Regions from separate parts of the Homo sapiens genome. Here region 1 is linked to region 2. A link is an interaction called in ENCODE POLR2A ChIA-PET data of the cell type or tissue named here. Cell type or tissue: GM12878. All regions are shown on one strand. Each heading gives the region's core, and the rest is flanking DNA. Links, peaks and the distances in the headings are about the cores only.

What was found. Peaks named below come from ENCODE experiments on the same cell type or tissue, not always from the same donor. Only the 100,000 strongest peaks of a DNase experiment are listed, where the experiment ranks them.
Region 1: POLR2A ChIA-PET joins it to region 2 with 5 read pairs; 3 of 35 experiments call an interaction of 5 or more read pairs at or near these places.

The regions. Positions count from the first base shown.
Region 1 is chrX:24,162,688-24,170,684 of GRCh38, forward strand. The region is part of intron 3 of ZFX (zinc finger protein X-linked); the gene reads left to right. Among named protein-coding and RNA genes, the nearest start is that of ZFX, 17 kb to the left of the region's middle. In GM12878, for the core only: no CTCF peak of the experiment used is centred there; DNase peaks (open chromatin) are centred at 6,364 and 6,694; H3K4me3 peaks cover 887 bases; H3K27ac peaks cover 2,222 bases.
Region 2 is chrX:24,536,703-24,544,699 of GRCh38, forward strand. It overlaps a transcript of PDK3 not described here. Among named protein-coding and RNA genes, the nearest start is that of PDK3, 75 kb to the left of the region's middle. In GM12878, for the core only: no CTCF peak of the experiment used is centred there; no DNase peak of the experiment used is centred there.

The DNA of each region.
Region 1 (7,997 bases), core at 2,019-7,018, 370 kb before region 2:
TTAAACAGCTTTATTGAGATAAAGCTATTATTAAATCTACCCTTTAAAATGTACATTTCAGTGGTTTTTTAGTAGATTCAGAGTTCTGTAACTATTATCACTAATTAGAACATTTTCGTCACCCCAAAAAGAAACCCTACACCTACTGGTAATCACTCTCCTCTCCCCGCTTCCTTCATCCCCTAGCAACCACTAATCTACCTTCTGTCTGTGTGGATTTGCTTGTTCCTGACGTTTCATATAAATGGAATCCTATAACGTGGTCTTTCGTGTCTGGCTCCTTTCACTTAGCATATTGTTTTCAAGGTCATCCATGTTTTAGCGTGTATCCTATTTATTTAATTTGTTAACTGTTAAAATATCTATCCCAATTTGACTCAAAAGTTTGCTTTAAATCAAAAGTAGGCGTTCAGTTTCAACTTTTCAGCATCTGTTGAGAATATCAGGCGTTTTTTTTTTTGACCTATTAATTTGGGCCATTATTTGGCTCCATCCTTGAATTCTAGAGTACCCATACTGTGCCAAGGTCTGTGGTGTGTGTGTGTGTGTGTGTACATGTACATGGATGTGCTTTTTTTTTTTTTTTTTTTTTTACATGACGGATCATATTTGCGGATACTTGACTTGGGATTCATAATTAACCAAGTTTGTAATTTGGTTAAATTATTTTTGTTAGGTTTTTTTTTTTTTTTTTTTTTTTTTTTTTTTGATACAGAGTCTCACTCTGTCGCCCAGGCTGGAGTGCAATGGCGCGATCTTGGCTCACTGCAACCTCTGCCTCCTGGGTTCAAGTGATTCTCGTGCCTCAGCCTCCTGAGTAGCTGGGACTACAGGCGCGAGCAACCACGCCCAGCTAAGTTTTGTATTTTTGGTAGAGATGGGGTTTCACCATGTTGGCCAGGCTGGTCTCGAACTCCTGACCTCAGGTGATCCACCCACCTCAGCCTTCCAAAGTGCTGGGATTACAGGCATTAGTCACCATGCCCGGCCGCCTAGCTAATTTTTAAAATTATTTTGTCAAGATGGAGTCTAGCTATTTTGTCCAGGCTGGTCTTGAACTCCTTGCTGCAAGTGATCTCCTGCCTTGGCTTCCCAAAGCGCTGGGATTACGGGTGTGAGCCACTGTGCCCAGGCCCCCTCTTTTAAAAAAAAGAAAAAAAAAAAAAAAAAAATTCATTACGATCGGGTTTTCTTTTATTGAGTTAATGCTGGTAATTTACATTTTCCGTCACTGTGCTAGTGTAGAATTCTAGACCATTTTCATACAAGTTGTTTTCTTTTTTTCTGTTTTTTTTTTTTCTTATTTCAAATTGTATATGTTTGTGCTTTCTCCCAGTTTCTTCCCCTCTTTTAGATTATTATCTTGTATTTTATTGTCTTCCCAACCCCCTGGAAAAAGCTTGGTTTGGAGATTTTTTTGGGGTAAAAATTAGCTGGCTCCCTAGCTTTGCTCCAGAGAATGGTCATGAAATTAATGGTTGCTGATACTCAACCTGGAGCATGCCTGTTGTTGGTCTTTTGAGAAGCAGGCGTATTTCAAACCTGCCCCTGCATTGCCCAGCTTGTTCTTTTCTTTTATTATTTTTTTAATGATTAAAGGATTTATTAAATTCCATGTGCAAAACACATTGCTGATTGCATTAGCAAAAGATCAATGTAAAAATACCCCACAATTCTGGAACTGTCCATTTAAAATATTTGTTCTAGTTGTTGAAAGGCCCAGTGTTATATTCTTGCCAGTGCTTAAGGTATACAGAGAATACTGTAAGTGTTAACACTGAGTTTACAGAACCTCATAGGCCGAAAGTAATGTATTTAGGAAAAGCAATAATAGTAAGTATGCATTCATGTAGGTGAGATATAGTATGGTCAATATGGGTCAAATTACAGCGTTGGTGATCAGTGACAAGGGAGTTGGCAAGACAATTATGTTAAGAAAGATCATAGTTTAAGAATATTTAGGGCTGGGCACGGTGCCTCACACCTGTAATCCCAGCACTTTGGGAGGCTGAGGCGGGTGGATCACCTGAGGTCAGGAGTTCGAAACCAGCCTGGCCAACGTGGTGAAACCCTGTCTCTACTAGTAAAAAATACAAAAAATTAGCCAGGCGTGGTGGTGCATGCCTGTAAATGCCAGCTACTTTTGGGAGGCTGAGGTAGGAGAATTGCTTGAACCTGGGAGGCAGAGATTGTAGTGAGCTGAGATGGCGATGTTGCACTCCAGCCTGGGCAACAAGAGTGAAACTCCGTCTGAAAAAAAAAAAAAAAATTTAGAGTGTTTTGAAAACTGTAAACCTGCAAGGCATGATTTTTACAACTAGTTACCAGAAAATGAAGGAAAGCACATAATTAGCTTGAATAAAGTAACATGAAAGCGAGACTGCACTAATTTAAAAAAACCCCAAATCCTAATACAGTATCAGAAAAATATTTTCTTTTCTTTCTTTTTTTTGAGACGGAGTCTCGCTCTATCACCAGGCTGGAGTGCAGTGGCATGAATTTGGCTCACTGCAACCTTTGCCTCCTGAGTTCAAGCAGTTCCCCTGCCTCAGCCTCCTGAGTAGCTGGGACTACAGGCACGTGCCACCACGCCTGGCTAATTTTTTGTATTGTAGTAGAGACAGGGTTTCACTATCTTGGCCAGGATGTTCTCGATCTCCTGACCTTGTGATCCGCCAGCCTCGGCCTCCCAAAGTGCTGGGATTATAGGCGTGAGCCACCACGCCCGGCCAGAAAGATTTTCTAATACAAGGAGACATATTGCTCATTGAGAAGGGGTTTGATAAGAAAACTTACTAAGTTAACAACTATGTTAATGACTAGTTCAGAGATAAATTAAATGCCCAATTTTGGGAAAGGTAGCAGGTGCAAGAAAAAGGAAATGTATAAGAAAACAGTTTCTGATACTTAAACCTTTCTTCATCATGTACTGCATTTGACAGAAATTAACCTTTTAAAAATTTTACCTAGGATGGTTTTATTTCATTTATTCCATGTACAATGTAGTCTAAATCTCCACTTGATACCATGTCAGAATCCTGTCTTCATCCTTTGATTACATCAAGTGTTTCTCACACTGCTCGAACTAAGTCTGCAACTAAAGGTAGAATACTTCAGTAGAGGAAACGTGAATAGAATTTCTTTTCAGAATTTCAGCAAAAACTAATAAGCTATTTTAAAGTTTTTCACTATGAAATAAAAGAGTGATCCAAAGAGTTGAGTTGTTTTACTCATTCCATTATGATATATGGTAGAATGTTATGGAATGAACATGGATATTGCTAAATTATTGAATGCATTAAATGGCAGTACTTTATTAAGGAGGCTGTACTGCTTTAAATATCTGAAAACTAGTTAGAATGTGTGCATTTCCTCACATCAAGCTAAGCCTTAAAAACAAAAGCATTTAAAACTAGTGTTTGTAGCTCATTGGTACAAGTAGGTTCAGAGAGTATTGTGTCAACTCTTAATCTGAGCAGGAATAGAAGCTTTGAGAAAATAGGCTTTAAGAAGGTTTGTCATTTTACAGCCAAGTTTTAATAGATTGTGAAAGTTTGGACTCTTAGATTTTAAACAAACAAAACCTTGAAATTACTGATTGGCTCAGCGTGGTTTTATGGAAAAACTAATACAAAAACTTGGCCTTGACTATTTGAGCAAAGCCTACAAAAGTTCCAGATGGGACAGGGCAAGGAAGGATGGGGCTCTATTTACAACAGCAGATATTTTCTTTTCCTCTTCTTGACGTGGAGTAGGCAGGGCTATTTGAAAATAAAATATTCTTTTCTTAGAGAATGGAACTTGAATTACAGTTATTAGATTAATATCGATTATATACATTTTCTCTTTTCCTTTTAGACTAGTTGATCTGTTAAGTGTTGATAGTTGTTGTAACCTTCCACTACTATTGATTTTTTTTATTACTGTCTCATAGGTTCTTTTGCTTTTTTTATATTTACATATTTCCATGCTGTTTTATTTGGCACATAAAAATGCATAATGACTTCAAATTCAACATAGACTAGAGAACACACACACTTATTTTTTCTTCCTTCTAAAATCACATAAAGAATATAAAAACAAATCCAGAGAAACAAGAAAACCTCAGTGGTATGAATCAGAATATGATGAATTTTTGGTTGAATAAAGCAATTGGAAATCAATTAATGTCAAAACCCAAGAGAGCTTAGTGAACGTGTGACCTTATTCAGAAAGTAGAAGGGACCAGCCAAGAATTGGCATCCTGCAGTACCACCAACATCAAAAGCAGGGAGGCACTTGGAGATAGAACAAGCCATGAGTACAGCCAGATAATTAAAGCCATGGAAAGCTAAGCCATTTACCTATTAGTATAGGTGCCCGCAATGGTTTTCCTGCTGGGATAATGCCCAAAATTCAGCTCTCTGAATTGCTTGTTTGTCCATAGGAAATTCCAAAGTGAGTGCTGTATAGCAAGAAAGATAGGGGCAGTAGTTTAGGTAGCTTGTGGCTATCCTGAAGGATATTGAACCTCCAGCACCTGGAAGATGGGATACTCTTCCACCATTAAAGGAGAACCTGGCTGGTTACATGGCTCCTTTCTCGCCTATGGACTCATTCTAGATAGGACTTCTGTGATCTGAATTTAAGTTTATTGTTGGGCAAACAGGAATTATCACTTGGGCTGAAGAAGTTCACCCCAGCAGTCAGAATATAACTCTAGTCTGGACCCTCATCTACAAGTAGGAATAGACAACCAGGAAGAACCATGCTTTTCAGGAAAACCAGCAGTTTAAAAGAGAGGCACCAAATTCAACTAACTGAATAATGAAACACCAGAGGAGACAGTTTATATAGGGTACAGAATGAACTTTAAATCCACAGAGAGATTTGGGAAGATACCGTGTCCACCCAAAAAAGAAAAGATTGCTATGGAAAAGAAACTATTAGAATTAAAATATGAACTTTTAAAGAAAAATTCAGTAGATGGGGTGGAGATCAAATTAGCTAGCTTAGAAGAAAGAATTCAGGGATTCTCTGAGAGTGTAGTAGAAAGACAAAATCTGAGAGAAAAGTTAAAGCAATATAGAAGCTAGATTTAGTAGCCTTTTTACATCCTGTAATAAATGCTAGTAAGAATGAACAGAGAAAATGGAGGAAAGTATAGAAACAACAAGAAACTTTCCTAAGTTCAAGAAGGGCTTAAGTCTTTTGATTGAAAGGCCCCACATGGTCTGCATGTGAGAAGAGAACTTGTTAGAGTGGTAGCAGTGATAATAAAGAGGAAGTGATAAGTATAAGAGTTACTGGCTTTGAGATGAATTTAATTTAAGGGCTGATAGAGTCAGAGAAGAGAAATATGACTCCAGATTTGAAAATGAGATATCTGGAGAAATGATGGCTAACATTGAACAACATGGGGGAAAAATTAGGAAAGAAATGCAGCTTAAGAGAGAAGATATTAATTAGGCCTTAAATATAAGTTTTCACCAGTTCTGATTTCCCTCTAAGACAAATTGTTATAGACACATTTGCCTTTGTTTGCCTTTCCTGCAGCTTAAGCATTCCTTCTACCATGTATAATAAAATTTAGTTCTCTGAGTGTGACTTAGTGAGAAGAATTAGAGTTGAGTCATAGAATTAACAGGCAGTGAGGTTTTGGGAGACCTAAAGCAGAAAAGTGATTTTTATATGCATATTAGCTGCAAAAAGCAAAGTGAATAAATAAGAATCCTGTTAACTTGCCCAAGAGGGAGATCACAGAAGTATCTAAGCATCAAAATATATAAAACAAATAAATTATATCTGTGATCCCTAATTTAAGATAGATAAAATGCCATTGCTATACCTGTTAACTTTTATTGCTTTATTATATATTTTATTTATAATTACCTTCTTCTAGGATGATATTGCTTTAAAGAATGGAAGGACATTTTTGTGAATTTCCTGGGTTCTCCTAGCCCATTATTTCCCTCAAAACTATATGTTTTTCTTTTCTTTCTTTCTTTTTTTTTTTTTTTTTTTACTTTCTGTCCTCACAGTCTGTTCCCAAAAACTATGTTTTTCCACTGTGAATTATTTTCAGGATCATGATTCTCGTAACTGGGAAGGGAATATCTTACTGAGTTTGAGGTGTTAGTAGAGTCCCAGAAATACCTTGAGGGCGTTTGATAGTAAGACTAAATGTTAGTACTTGTTCACCCAAATTCTGAGATTCTTGGTTCTCTGAACCATCCTACTTATTTGTCTTTAGGTTCAACTGATCTCTGGGCTTGGTTTGTACTACAAAGGCATGGACACCGCCAGTTACATTATCACGTACCTTCTTCCACCCTTCGTTTATCATATCTGAGAACTCCTCTGAGTAGGTTCTGTTCTGAGAACAGTTTCATTCTGATTGTCAAAGGGAGTTAGTATTCTAACTCCAGAGGGGTTACAAAGTTGAGGTATAGTCATCTCTGTTTAGAATGTTTGAATTTTTGTAATGACAAAACCGAAGGGAAAATGACCAGGCAAAACAATAGTTTGTTGAATAATTACTGCTCACTTAAGATGAGATGAGCGGGCACCCCCATGTAGGCCAGAATATCTATTAGGAAATGCACGTGATGTAAAAGGATGGGAAGAAAGCAAATCAGTCTGTTAATGGTAGCTTGGGTTAATACTGCAGAGCCTTTGAGTATTGAGGAACTGCTGAAGTGTTCAGAGCAGGGAAGTAGTATGATCAAAGCAGTGCTTCAGGAGGGTTAATTTGCCTACAGATTGCAGAAATGCCTCAATACTTGGCACCAGCCCTTACGTGTAGTTTTAGGGTTTCTAGTCATTTGTTGTGGGAGTGGCAGAAAGGAGCAAGGCCAGTCCAGAGGCTATTTTCATCCCCCAGGGATCAGGAAATATGAAGCTGAGTGGGAATGCTAACTAGGAATTAAAAAAAAAAAAAAAAGATTCTTGAGAAGTTGAGAATTGACAAGATCTGGCAATCTGACTGTGAGCAGAGAAGAAGAAAAAGGCCATAGTGGTCATATCAGGAGAAGGCTGGGTTTTATCCGGATGAGAATATTCAACAGTCTGTTGGACATGTTAGGATGATTGTAGGAATCATTGTTGTGGAAATAGTAGTTGAAACCATGGGAATAAAGAGAAAGCAGAAGAGGAGAGGGTTGAGCACACACCTGGGCTGAGCCGCAGTAAGGGGTGAGGGGAGGGTGAGCAGCCAGCAGTTAAGAAGAGGGAAGAGAACTAGAAGTCACTTAAAGCAACAGAGGAAGGAGAGCACTTCACAAATTAGGGAGTTGATTGTTTAATAGAAATGCCAAGGAGGATGAATGCCAAGAAAAGTTGTTCTGCAAGTTGAGAATCCGTAGAGCTGATGGGATTGGGTTTATGTAGGGAAATTTGTGCGGTGAGGGGCTTAAATACCTTAATGTATCCCCTTTATTGCCTTCTTAATTGGCTTGCTTTAATGTCATAGTGTTTCATAATGCTTAGAATTTTTTTTTTTTTTTTTGAGACAGAGTCTCGCTCTGTTGCCCAGGCTGGAGTGCAGTGTCGCAATCTTGGCTCACTGCAACCTCCACCTCCCGGATTCAAGTAGTTCTCCCTGCCTCAACCTCCTGAGTAGCTGGGATTACAGGCACCTACCACCACGCCTGGCTAATTTTTGTATTTTTAGTAGCAATGGGGTTGCGCCATGTTGGCCAGGCTGGTCTCGAACTCCTGACCTCAGGTGATCCACCCGTCTCAGCCTCCCAAAGTGCTGGGATTACAGATGTGAGCCACCACGTCCAGCCAATGCTTAGAAGATTAATTTACGTTTATCATTTTTAAAAGGGGGAAAAGGTATTCTATAGCCAGAGGTGGTTTTGCGGGAGTGGGGCAGTAATAACTTTTTCAGAGCATGTACACTTTCTGTTTTTCATTTGCTTTAATTTTTTTTCTTTAATTTTTTTTTTTTTTTTTTTTGAGACGGAGTGTTGCTCTATGGCCCAGGCTGGAGTGCAATGGCATGATCTTGGCTC
Region 2 (7,997 bases), core at 1,448-6,447:
TTACAGCTTTTTTTTTTACATCTATATTTCCTCTACCCACAAAGACTCCTTTCTAGTCAAACAGTTGTCCCTCCCTCCTCCACCATATAATTGCTTTTCTAACTCTATCACCATAGGTTCTCTTCTTGAATTTACAAGGAACACATAGTCTATACTCTTTTTGTGTCTGGCTTTATGTGAGATTCATCCATGTTATTGCATGTAACAGTCATTTTCCTTTTTGATGCTTGAATTGACATACCTTTGGCCAATGAGAGCTATTTCCAGCTGGATCCTTAGTGTTCTATTGCCAAAACTCATTAATCTTTGAAAGCTTTTCTTGCCCAAGATGATATCCTAGATTCATCTTATACCTTCTGTGCCTGTGTCCTAGAATCAACTGTTTCCCTCAAGGAGTCTTGTTTCTTTTCTTTTCTTTTTTTTTTTTTTTTTTGAGACAGAGTCTCACTCTGTCACCCAGGTTGGAGTGCAGTGGCGCAATCTCAGCTCACTGCAGCTCTACCTCCTGGGTTCAAGCGATTCTCATGTCTCAGCCTCCCAAGTAGCTGGGACTACAGGCATGAGCCACCACGCCTGGCTATTTTTTTTTTTTTTTTTTTTTTGTATTTTTAGTAGAGTTGGGGTTTCGCCATGTTGGCCAGGCTGGTCTCGAACTCCTGACCTCAGGTGATCTGCCTGCCTTGGCCTCCCAAAGTGCTGGGATTACAGGCATAAGCCACTGCACCCAGCCCTGTTTCTTTTTAATCAGTATTAGAGATGCTAATCTGATAATTGGGGATGCTTGTTATACCTTTTTTAGGCCCTTTTCCTTGACAGACAGAGCTATAAAATATAGCTATATTTAAAATATATTTTAAATCATAAGTTCATATTGATATTTTATTCTATTTTAACATTGTAATGTTTCTCCCCAATATATTTTAATTGTATATATTTCTTATTATCCTGAAAACCTTGATTTTTAACATCTTTAACACAATGCAACAGAAAGATATTTGTACACAAATACAGTTTATATAGCTTTGCAGTATTGTACCATTTAGTAGCGTTGGTCTTCTCTGACAAGTGTTATAAATGATATCCATATGGATGTTTATTTTTTTCTATGGAAGTGTCATGGTGGACTGCTACGCAATATTGCTGGACTGGCCACTCATCTCAAATGATGAAGTTTAGAGAAGTTTGGTTTGTGGAAACAAACATACTTACTCTCACCATTCCCAGCCAAGTTTAAGCTAAATCAGCTTGAAATACCTGGATCATATCAATTTCTGTTGATTCCATTTTCAGTCTGTATGTAAGTCAAATAGAATGTTGAGCATCGATGTGACCAGTTGATTCAAACTGCTCAAACTATTGCTCTGATATGTGGAGTAATTTGAGTAGTGCAGAAGCCATCTTTAGAAAAAGGTTTGGTTGTAAAAAGGTGGCTTTAATTGAATATTATTTTAAAGGCAATTTTTAAACTAAGGTTTAAACTAAGGTTTAAATTTTAAACTGAAGGTTGTATGCTGATTATTAGTCTTAACTTCTAATATATTATTAGGTGAACAAATTTAAGCAGAAAGCAGTTCTTAAAATTTTAAAATGCTTAGCCTGACAGTTAAAATTGTTAAACTATACAAATAATCGGTAGAGATTTGGGGAAAGACTTTAGTAAGTATGGTAAATTCACTAGGTATTTATACATGAGAGGTTCTAAGAAAATTTATTTTCAAAACAGTTTCTAAGTGAGAGTTTTATTGAGATTAATTCACACAACATAAAATTCACCCTTTACAAATATATAATTCTGGCCGGGCACAGTAGCTCACGCCTGTAATCCCAGCACTTTGGGAGGCCATGGCGGGTGGATCACTTGAGGTCAGAAGTTCAAGACCAGCCTGGACAACATGGCAAAACCCCGTCTCTATTAAAAATACAAAAATTAGCCGGGCGGTGGTGGCGGGTGCCTGTAATCCCAGCTACTTGGGAGGCTGAGGCACGAGACAAACCCAGGAGGCATAGGCAGCAGTGAGCCAAGATCACGCCACTGCACTCCAGCCTGGGCGACAGAGCGAGACTCCATCTCAATAATAAATAAATAAATAAAAGTATACAATTCCATATTTTTTAGTATATTCACAGAGTTGTGCAGCCCTTCCCACTAACTTTAGCATATTTTCATCACCCCAAAAAGAAACCTCATAGTTTTTAGCAGTCACTCTATATTTCTAACCAGAGTTTTCACTGACAGTAAAGAACCGTTTTAAAGTATATATAAGTAATTAAATGGTCATTCTATTTCTGTAGTAATTGTAGAAAATAATTCTGAGATATGGCAAGGGTTTTTGAATTATCACTATAATGAAATACTCTAAAAGTCCTGGTCAAAACAGAGGAGGTTGTACTCACAAACTCACTATGGATATTCTCATTATTTTCTTTGTAGAGACAAGATCAAGACTAATAGAACTTTCTAGAGGACTGAATGCTGTGGTCCTCTCTGTGAAGAAAGATTGCCTTCTGCAAGTCAAACAGAGAGAACTGCTTTCTCCCACCTGCTCTGAGCGTGGCATCACAGTTATTCCTAGTGCTTAAATGTGTATTTTCTCTCTACCACCTGGACTTTCCCAAAGAGTTTTTCCTGTAGCTACTCCAGATCTTCCACTAAAGTAGTAACTTTTTAATGACATCTTGCTGTGGTGTGATTGATGCCTGTCACCGAAGAGCACAGAGCCTCCTTACAGCTCTTGTGCCCTCGTACTCTCCATCTTGTTATCATAGCATCTGATGTCTTCAGTCCTTCCAGGATTCTGTGCGCCTTTCCCATTCCAGATACAGCAGATCGTACTGTTGCTCCTTGTGACCAAATACCATATTTGTCCCAAACCTCCACCTAGGGCCCTGGGACCCTGAAAGTGGAAGACATCAGGTGGCCATGCCCTGATGATTTAGTCCCAGAGCCCTCCGTCTCTCCCGTGCCTCCCTCCGCCACTCTATGATTTAGACTTTTGCCTTCTTCCATCTGATCGGATTCTCATTGTGAGATGTGGTGACTTTCATGTTAGATCTTCTTCATTGATGCCTTGGTTTTATTTTAAAATTCATTTGTATATGTCTGTTGATTAAAGCATTCGAAATGTTATCTTAGAATTTTTCACCCAACTGCTTGGTTTCAAAGATCTTAAGTGAAAAACTGCCTCCTGGTCAATACCAAATTTGTACAGAGTGTGAAGTGGAGTTTTTATGCTTCTGTCAAACTTCCATCCATCTAATACTGTACCTGTGTCATATTTTATTCCTTTGTAGTCTTCTAAGGAATTGGAAGTTTCTGTATGATGCGCTTTACTAGTTGTAAAATAGACTATCAGAGGGAAAAGGCCTCTCTAGTTTATTTTTGAAAAATGCTCCAGGTCTTAATAATTTTCATTTTCATTCATCTTAGTTTTAGAATTGTCACCTCAGTCTGATTTTCACAATCCTTTTTGCTAAAAGTTGGAAGTGGGAATTAGCAGACGATTTGGGATAAGGAAAGAGGAATGATGTTATATTTACCCTTAGGAATAGAAGTGACCGAAGAATCCGGATTGAAACCAGCATCCTATATACAGCTCCACAGGATGTGCTTCTCTTCATGGTAATTTTCCATATATATCATCTACTTTGATTTCTGCCCCGTTTTAATGTCCATATAAATGTTTCAGTCCAATTTGTAAGTGTTGAGTCCACTGATGTAGAAGTTCTGACTTGTAAACCATTCATCCTGCTTTAGTCATATGATAGTACCGATGCAATTAGCTCCTCTCCCACCACCGTGGGGGATTTCTCCCTGAGATGAGGTGTGCTTTGACCAGCTGCATGTGGCTTGATTGCATTCCTGTTTCTCTTAGTTCCACTGGATCTTGTTTTCTTTTATTTCGTTATATTACCTGAGCTCAGGGTAGTTCCGTTCATCTTTAGAAAGAGCTCATCTCTTCCATCCTTAGAAGGATCTCATCAGAGAACTCATATGTAATCAATCAGGTAAAAGAAATACTGATGTACTTCTGAGAGACTGGTGAGAGGTGGGTCATAGGAAGCCCATAGGTCTGAGGACCGAGTCAGTGTCTTGGGGATGGGGCTGTTCCATATGATTATTTTTGTGTGGCATAAAAGATGTAAAAAAAAAAAAAAATGGTCCTTTACATGCAAAGACCCTAGCTTCCTTTTTTTTTTTTTTTTTTTTTTTTTTTTTTTTTTTTTTGAGACACAGTTTCACTCTGTCCCCTAGGCTGGAGTGCAGTGGCACCATCTCGGCTCACTGCAACCTCCGCCTCCCAGGTTCAAGCAATTCTTGTGCCTCAGCCTCCCGAATAGCTGGGATTACAGGCATGCACCACCACGCCCAGCTAGTTTTTGTATTTTTTTGTAGAGACGGGGTTTCACCATGTTGGCCAGGCTGGTCTCGAACTCCTGACCTCAAGTGACCTACCCACCTCAGCCTCCCATAGTGCTGGGATTACAGGTTCGAGCCACTGCGCCCAGCCGACCCTAGCTTCCTTATAAACATGAGATAATATCTTCCTAGGCCTCAATTTCCAACGATACTCCTTTATGCTTTCAAGTGTGATACACTGTAGGAGAGAGGAGGCAGCAGTTTAGGGGGTGCTGCCTACTGCCTGACTCTGACAGCGTTTCTCTTGTTTGAGGAAGGCCCATCGATCACCACATCCTCACAAGCAGTACCATGTAAGGGGCCGAATATGGATAATATGGTGTAGAAAAATCTCATCACATTCTTCCCTTTACAAGTGTTTTTCAAAAGTAAAGATTGATTTCAGTGTCTTCATGACTTAATCGGTAGTTCTTTACTAGCACGCTTTTTGGCTTACTCACATCCATCTGACCCCAGTACAACCTTGCTTCTCCTGTCTTTGTTTTCTTCATTAAGAATTTATCTTTAACCCTAAAGCAACTGCAAGAAGAGTTTCAGGAACATCTGTGTTCTTCTGGCTTACTAGCCTCTTTACCCAAGTATTCATTTATCCTGTTTGTCAACTGTACATGATTCTTTTAATTTAGGCAGAGAATCTGGCTGTTTACTGGGTTTGCCTATAAGCAAATGGTCAGATTTCCCCCATATAGGTTGTAACACAAATAGACATGGACCCTTTTTCAGCTAAATTCTTTCCCATTCCTCTGTACTGCTCTTTCATTTACTCTATTTTATTTTAAGTGGGGACTGTGTCTATTTAAAATAGTGCCTGACACATAGTAGGTGCTTAATAAACAATGTTAATAAATAATATTAAAATAATGAATAATATTCATAAATAGTAGGTGAATCAAAGATAGAAAACTGTCAGACATTTTCCTTGGGTGGTAGGGCAACATCTTTCTAAGTTCTTAAACCATCCTTGTCTCTAAATTAAAAATATGGAAGTTCAAGTCAGGAGCTGTGAAAGTGCTGAATTTCCTTTTTATAGTGCTAAGAGATGACTTTAAAATGTAGAGAAATGCAAGGAAGTGGAGGGATAGATCCGCAGGAGCCATCTCTTCCTTTTTTTGTCTCTGAATATCTGATTTTGGCTCCTGAATACAGAATTCTTTCCATCCAAACAGTGTGACATAGTTTTACAGCCTTGTGTATAGATTCCAAAGACCTTTTGCATACAGCATGCCATTTGATCCTTACAATGCCATGAGCTGGACTACACAGGTATATCGGTTTTTTGTATGAATCCCAAAGCAATTAAGGAGTTTGCCAAGGTGGCATGGTAAGTCAATGGAAGGGCCAAAGCAAGCACTTGGGTGCTTGGAACAGTACGCCAGGTGATTTGTATTATCTCTTTTGAGGAATTTCTTCAGTATACTATTCCTCAAAGGGTAAGCTCTAAACCCCAAATTATCTGTAGAGCAAGTTAATTCCGTTCAGGAGAGGGTTTCTTTTGTGTGTTTCCATTTTGGCATAGTTAGAGGAGATAATCAGATGGATTTGGCAGCTTTTACCAAAAATGACAGGCAACTTAAAGTGGATAGCTGTAGGTAATTACTAGAGTTATTTAGACTTAATTCTGTGTCTGAATGAATTCAGTGCTTACTGCCAGCCCTTTCATACAAAGACTCCACATTTGAGAGCTGATGTTTTTATCTTTTTTGCAGACTGGATTACAGCTTCGGTTGGGTTTTCTTGCATATTTACAAATGTATTCCTGTTGCTGTTACTTACGAACAATAACTTGGCTGGCTATCGGATTCTTGGATCACAGCCTTTTTCCTTGAATTCTCTGGAGACAGGATGTTATTGCTACTTTATGGTTGTCCATATCTGGTGGTGCTGACAGGTCTGAGTCCTGATGGATTTTTCTTCCCCTTTTGTAGATGACCTGATTGTTTGCCCTGGATACTTGAATTCTTTGTTTATCCTTGAAATTTAGTAACTTCGTTGGAGTATATCTCAGGATTGACTGTTGTCTGTTGCCTTTTTCTGGAATGCAGTGAGCATTAGATATGGTCATTTCAAGCCTCACTGCGTTTTGTATCAGTTTAGTCTGTTCTCTTCTTGAAAACTTCATTTTTATATTGGCTCTCTGTCATCTGTCCTTCACAGTTATCTTTCCTTAGATGGCACTCATCTCATCTTTCTTCATTCATGCTGTATGATTTTTTTCTCAAGTCTTATCCTCCATTTCACTGACTGACTCAGTTTTCTGTACTGTTGATTCTAGGGCTTGTTCCTTGTAATGTGGCTTCCACTTCTGTTACAGTTTTATTTATTTTATTTTATTTTATTTTATTTTTTTCAAGATAGTGTCTCACTCTGTCACCCAGGCTGGAGTGCAGTGGTGTGATCTCTGCTCACTGCAACCTCCGCCTCCCGGGTTCAAGCAATTCTTCTGCCTCAGCCTCCTAAGTAGCTGGGACTACAGGCTTATGCCACCATGCCTGGCTAATTTTTGTATTTTAGTAGAGACAGGGTTTCACCATGTTGCCCAGGCTGGTCTCAAACTCCCGACCTCAAGTGATCCACCAGTCTCAGCCTCCCAAAGTTCTTGGATTATAGGTGTGAGCCACCGCGCCCAGCCTAGTTTCATTTTTTATCTCTTTCTTTCCTGAGCTCATTATGTTGTCCTCTTTGATTGCGTATTTCTTCCAGTGCTGAACAATTTTGTCTACAGTTTTAGTGGTTTATGAGCTCATTCTTTTTCTAGAGTGTATTTATCTATCCTTTGCATCTTTCATTCCTTTTCTTGTATTGTTTTGCTTTTATCTTGATGCACAAGTATCATGATGACCCCTTCTGCTTATTATTTATCTTTGCATGGTACCAGTTTTACCTGTCCAAGAAGAGTGTGGGTAAATCCTCCTTGACTCCTTCTCTTTTGAGCGAGACATGTTTGAAGGATAACCTTAGCACTTGAACCCTAAGGCTAGCTCTTGATGGGTTGTAGTGGTGGAGGGTGTTTTTGGTTTTCATTCTGTTTGGATTTGGGGGAATAAGGAGTGACACGAAGCCTCCTTGGAACATGTTGTCTGTGAGTGCCTTCCATAGACACTGTTGAATCCTCTGCCCTGGGGGTGGCCGGGTCCCATTGGGAGACAGATCCTCTTTGCATTTCCCCATTCCCACTAGTCGTCATCCTAGCAGGAACATGGTGGGTTTGTACTTCTGCCCTCCTGGATTCCATGTAGCCCACATTTGTGAGATCGGCTCCAGAGTTGGTTTCTCTCCTCTGGTCCTGCTTCTCGCCGCTCTTCCTCTTTTGGATACCGGAGGGGATGAACACACATGGTTCATCTGAGATCTCAACCGCCTGTCCTCGTTTTTCTGGAAACATGCACGCGCAGAGTGTGCCCAGCTTCTCCCGACTGTTGCCAGTCCTGTTTTGCCAAGTTAACAAATGATCAGTAGAGTCTTGGGAATCTTCTCATTAACTGCCCAGCAGTTGTGGCTGCTGGAGACTCGGAGAAATGCCTGGCAAATGCAAGAACTCTTCTTCGATTCATCCCCAACTTGGTTGTATCTGTCAGACATT